Linked DNA regions of Homo sapiens: region 1 is linked to region 2. Evidence: chromatin loops called from intact Hi-C (ENCODE). Cell type or tissue: IMR-90. All regions are shown on one strand. Links, peaks and the distances in the headings refer to the core of each region. The heading gives the core; the rest is flanking DNA.

Region 1 (2,921 bases), core at 90-2,589, 350 kb after region 2:
ATATTTGTTCTTACTGTGGCCTACCCTGTTGTCCAGCTTTGTACCTTTGTGCATAGAGATTTTAGAACCAATTAATGTTATTCAAAAACACCTTTTTGAAACCTGGAATTTATAGGAAGGGATTTTTGCTGTTGTGGTTGTTTCTTTGTTGTTCTTTTACTTTGACCATGTAAAAGATTTCTTCCCCAAATCTCCATTTTCTTCTCACCCTGTAGGCAATGATTATAGAGCTGGGAATAAAACCATTTAAGGCAAATAACACAATATACTTTTCAACGGAGACACAGCCTGTGTTTTCTTGGCTTCCAATTCAGTGCCCAAACCGGAATGCCACTGTTCACTTTTGGAAAGTAACTTTTATTTGTATATAAATATTACTTTTCATAAAGTTTATTTCTGATTGATTTGTTGAATACTCATATAATTGTTAGTGCTAAAAGCAAAAAATATCTTCTTATAAAATAAAAAATTCTCTCATGAAATATTTTTATCAAGACCTGCCTCAAATGGGTGTGCAGCCTAATAGCCTATTTTAATTTCCACATACAATGCGCTAAGTATAGTCATTCTAAAATCAGTCCACTTCAGATATGCTCTAGACCAATTCCAAATGACATGCATTTAGCCCAGCAAGCATAATATATAAGCACCCAAGAATTAAAACCAGTTTAAAGCCATATCAAAATAAAATCACTGTCTAAATGTAGTCTAAATTAGAATAAATGTCAAATAACTGTTAGAATTAGGATTACATTCCAGTGTCCATCTCCCAGTACTATAATCAAGGCAGGCAGCTTCCAAATAATGGACAAATTACTTTTTGAAAGGAATCTTAAAACTAGTAAACACAGTTGCTATTCAACTATTTCAGAGTTTTGCAAATGTCACGTTCTTTCTAATTGGCTCCTGGTTTCAGCAAAACCATTTGAAAGTTAATTGGGTTAGTATGTGAACTGCATCTCCACCCCTCCCCCTTATGTTCCCAGGAATGAGCCTAGTACTAATAAAGCTTCGTTGTTTTCCATATGTAATCTGAATGTGGGGTCTGCATTCATTACAATCAACTGGAATCAGTTCTGTGGTTCCAGTGCCCTTTTCTGAGGCAGCTCTGCATCTTTGAGACATAGGGACAGAGACTACACTGAGAGGTGACCTGCCAAACATCTACTTCTACCTCTGCATTTGCCACCGTGGGAATAGCAGATGGTAAATAAAAATTTGTGACTGTGGCTCAGTTTCTTAGCAGCATCGCTCCTCTCAGACCTGGTTGGAATCACAGGGTGCCACCTTGTGTATAAGCTGACGATTTACTTCCCAGCTCCACAAAGGATCCAAATAGACTCCAAAATAATCAGCCTGAAAGCTCTGCATTTTGGTAACTAAAAAAAAAAGAAACAGATTTGAAAACACACAGCTCCAGAGGGTCCACAACACCCAATTTTGAATTGCACTGACAGCCTGTCTCATTTGTTGCCCCACCCGGACCGTAAAACACAACCAGTGCTCCACATTTGGAATAGATTGACGCTGCTCACTCAGGCTTTTGGATGGGGATAAGAGAAATAAGTAAAGCTCTTGTGATGAAGCTAACAAATCTGACTTGGACAGTTATGTGTGTCCAAACAGCAAGCAAGCTATGTAGATGTAATTTCAGGATTTTTTTTTTCTTTCTTTTTTTTTTTTTTTTTTTTGAGATGGAGTCTCTGTCACCCAGGCTGGAGTGCAGTGGTGCAATCTTGGCTCACTGCAACCTCTGCTTCCTGGGTTCAAGCAATTCTCCTGCCTCAGCCTCCTGAGTAGCTGAGATTACAGGCACATGCCACCACGCCTGGCTAATTTTTGTATTTTTAGTAGAGACAGGGTTTTGCCATGTTGGTCAGGCTGGTCTTGAACTCCTGACCTCATGATCTGCCTGCCTCAGCCTCCCAAAGTGCTGGGATTACAGGAGTGAGCCACCGTACCTGGCCTGGACTTTGGATTTTTGAGAGGCACTAGGTTCCATTGAGCTGATGAATATGAGCCTACTTGTTTTAATAAAATAAGTAAAATAATTATTTTTAAAAATAAGTACTTATTTTAATAAAATTGGATGATAGTGAGGTTTTAAAAATGACCGAGTTTGGAACAGAAATACAATTGTTGGAGCAAGGCCACGGGAGGTTAAAAAATAGGATCCTTTCCAATCCAGCTACCTTGCCCTTGAGAAATTCCACACTTGGAGGAAACCCACTCTAAATTCAGCACAGCTGTCATTCAGCTGAAGACACTATTACATTCATGGAACTAGCTGGATGATTCATATTATTTTCATAAGGGTGTTGGAGTGGAGATCCTGGGGCTTTGGGGGCTACAGATGCACACCCACTGTTGGTTTAGGGCTCCTGAAATGTATATTCTTCACAGTTTCTGTCTCCATTGGTGCATCCTGTTCTCCTGAGGCACCTCTGAAAGGTAACTTGGAAGGTTGTTTCAATCCCTGTGAAGGCAGTTCAGTCTCACTGACTTTGCTGGCCCATCTCAGACAACAAGCAGGCTCAGAGCACCAAGCTCACTGGGGTCCAAGTGTTAGCTAAGAGGAGTCCATTGTTAGGAAACTTGGGTTGCTCGTCTAAACATGGTTCCTCTCACCTATTTTTTTAAATCTCTACCACCAACAAAAGATTAAATGTTTATAACCACAGATTTGTGAATGGCGTATGCAGCTGGAATCCTGAATTGAAGAAAATCGGTGAATTGATTTATTAACAGCCATGCCTTACTGATCTGATCTTTTGTTGTCCCCTAGAACAAAATAACCTGTTTCCTAAGAAAAAGGTTCTGATAGTAGCATACTGAGAGCCCCTTAAATTCCACAGTGACTTGTTAGGAGGTAGAAAGGAAAGCCACTTTGTTTTCTCCAAATTAGAAGACAGATTTACTTG
Region 2 (2,921 bases), core at 213-2,712:
CTTACTTACAGGAGTTTTAGAGATTCCACCCAATCTTTTACATTCATTAGCTAGCTAGCCATCCATCTATGGATGGGTAGATAGATATATCCTCGAAAAAGGGAACGGACTCAACAGAATTCATCTATTTCACACAACAAAATGTAGCCCTAGGAATAGACCTGGGCTGCCATCACCTGGGGAGGCCAAGCTTACACAAAGCAGTCCCTCAACTAAGCCTAAGGTGCACCATCAGCACCAGCAAGGGCATGGAGGGAGCAGATCTCAAGACAACAAGAGTGCAATGATGGGGAAGGGAAGGGCCCACCTGGGAGATGAGCAGCTGGCAGGCTGCCAGCTCCCGCTCGCTGGCATTCATCTTCCTGTTGGAGTCCATCTGGGCGCTCTCGAGCTGTTTGCTGCGGTTCACCAGGGACTTGACCTCTGACTTCATCTTGCTGATGTACAGGCGGGCCATGGTAAACTCCTCCTCAATGACTCCATTCACATCTGCCAACTGAGCAAAGAAGGGGACACACTCAAATGTTGCCCACAATTTCCATAGGTTCACGGACTCCCTGGAAACCTGCCCCTGGATCCCCAAGGTGTCCATGGATTTCTGGTTCAGAATCCTAATTAAAGGACAAGCGGAAAGTACTAAACATTCAACCCCAAGTTCTCCTACACCTCAGGTGAAACTTTCAGTTGAAACCCCCTACTAAATATAATCCTCAATTAACTAGGTTTTTCATTACCATCAATTTTTAGAAAGAGAAATGACAGCATAAGAAGAAACACTGAAGATTTTTAAAAGGAGATAACTTCAAAAAGGTATTCCATTCAATGTCTTACACCTTACATCTCTGTAACAGCAGCGACACCCAATGCTCCGAAAGGTGATGCTGAATTCCTATAAAAACTCAAATCAAAACTTCATTAATGTTCTCTATAGTGTGCTTATTCAGGTAGACAAGTAGTGTAATGCCTTGAATATGTTTCTATAAACAAGGATTGAAATAAAAAGGTGTTTCTATGTAGTCCTCAATTAAACAGAAAATCGAATAAATAAGAATGTACTATGAATTACCAAAGGGCTTCTTGATGAAGGTTTCTCAGCATAACTTTTCATTACTACTACCAGTCTATTTTCCTTTGCCTTTTCACACCTGTTCCTTCCAAACAGACAGTAATCTAGCTCATTATTTAAGATCATCTGAGAACAACAGTCTAAATCCACCTTAGAAAAGAAGATTCTGACAGCCAGCATTCCCGCATGATCTATATTTAGTTTCTAAGTTTCAAAGCTCTACTTGAAACAAAAGTTGAAGCAAGCTACTTGGGATAGAAACCCATCCGCTGAAATGCAAACATGGTCTTTAAGAGCAATTGACCAAATGAGCAAGTAACTGTGTGCATATTTTGTTTAGCCACCAGAGTGCAGCCTAGCACCTTAAGAGAAAACAAAGAGCCCTGTCCAGAATCCAGCGCAGAAACACAGGCTTCCACTGGTTGAAAGACAATGACTCCAACCGTGGTTTTTTGATGTTCCACAGTACACTCTGAGTGCCCACCTATGTCGTTATTGATGTCATTCACTCATCATATCACTATCTGTTCAGTAAACATTTGAGGGCTAAAAAAATGGAACCAGGTATCAGCCCTGAAATTTGGTAGCAAATATGAAGTACACTAGAAACTGCTGAGTGCCTGTAGTTTGGCATCAACCTTACCATAAGAATTCAACAACAATATAAATAGCCAACACACATATAGAAAAGGCTCAACATCATTAATTATCAGTGAAATGCAAATCAAAACCACAATGTGAAACCACCTTGCTTCTGCAAGAATGGCCATAATAAAAAAAATAAAAAAAAATAGATGTTGGCATGGAAGTGATGAACAGGGAATGCTTTTACACTGCTGGTGGGAACGTAAACTAGTACAACCACTATGGAAAACAGTGTGGAGATTCTTTAAAGAACTAAAAGTAGATATGCCACTCAATCCAGCAATCCCACTACTGGGTATCTACCCAAAGAAAAGATGTCATTACATGAAAAAGACGTGCATGTTTACGGCAGCACAATTTGCAATTGCAAAAATATGGAACCAGCCCAAATGCCCATCAGTCAATGAGTAGATAAAGAAAATGTGGTGTGTGTGTGTGTGTGTGTGTGTGTGTGTGTAAAATCATGGAATACTACCCAGCCATAAAAAGGAATGGAATAGTGGCATTCGGAGCAACCTGGGTGGAATTGGAGACTATTATTCTAAGTGAAGTATTAATAACTCAAGAATGGAAAACCAAACATCGTATATTCTCACTCATAAGTGGGAGCTAGCTATGAGGACACAAAGGCATACGAATGATACAATGGACTTTGGGGACTTGGAAGAAAGGGTGGGAAGTGGGGTGAGGGATAAAAGAGCACACACTGGGTACAGTGTACACTGCTTAGGTGATGGGTGCACCAAAATCTCAGAAATCACCACTAAAGAACTTATCCATGTAACCAAACACCACCTGTCCTCCAAAAACCTACTGAAATAAAAATTAAAAATTAAAAAAGTTCAACAATAGTACATGTCAAGTGACTCCAGTGTCAACAATACTGCAGAATGTATGTCAACAGCAAGAAAATTGACAAGTATCTATTTCTGACTCTACCTTCATGGAGGTCCTTGTTAAACCCATTTTACTTCCGACTGCCAAAGATCTGCCTACCAAAACCACTCCTCACTATATTCCTTTTCTATTCTAATGGCATGGAGACACTGGGTGAGAAAAGCATGCAATCTTTAAGTTGAGTGTGTTCTGCCACTGTCTTTAGTCCAGTGTAGGAGAAGGATGAGAAACACCTTCCTGAGCCTGACCAGGTGTATCTTACATCTTGTCCAGCCTCTGCAGAAAGACAAAGTAAAACCCATCTCTTCCACAT

What was found. Hi-C counts contacts between places; a loop is a spot of excess contacts. Peaks named below come from ENCODE experiments on the same cell type or tissue, not always from the same donor. Only the 100,000 strongest peaks of a DNase experiment are listed, where the experiment ranks them.
Region 1: a loop joins it to region 2, with 10 times the contacts of the local background. A loop is called at or near these places in 49 of 110 quality-filtered maps.

What each region holds. Positions count from the first base shown.
Region 1 is chr2:148,639,334-148,642,254 of GRCh38, reverse strand. No RefSeq gene overlaps it. Among named protein-coding and RNA genes, the nearest start is that of EPC2, 4.0 kb to the left of the region's middle. In IMR-90, for the core only: a CTCF peak has its summit at 1,282 (motif pointing left); no DNase peak of the experiment used is centred there; H3K27me3 peaks cover 909 bases.
Region 2 is chr2:148,988,585-148,991,505 of GRCh38, reverse strand. KIF5C (kinesin family member 5C) reads right to left here. Exons shown (of 26, transcript NM_004522.3): 16 at 308-496. Among named protein-coding and RNA genes, the nearest start is that of LYPD6B, 49 kb to the left of the region's middle. In IMR-90, for the core only: a CTCF peak has its summit at 1,410 (motif pointing right); a DNase peak (open chromatin) is centred at 1,415.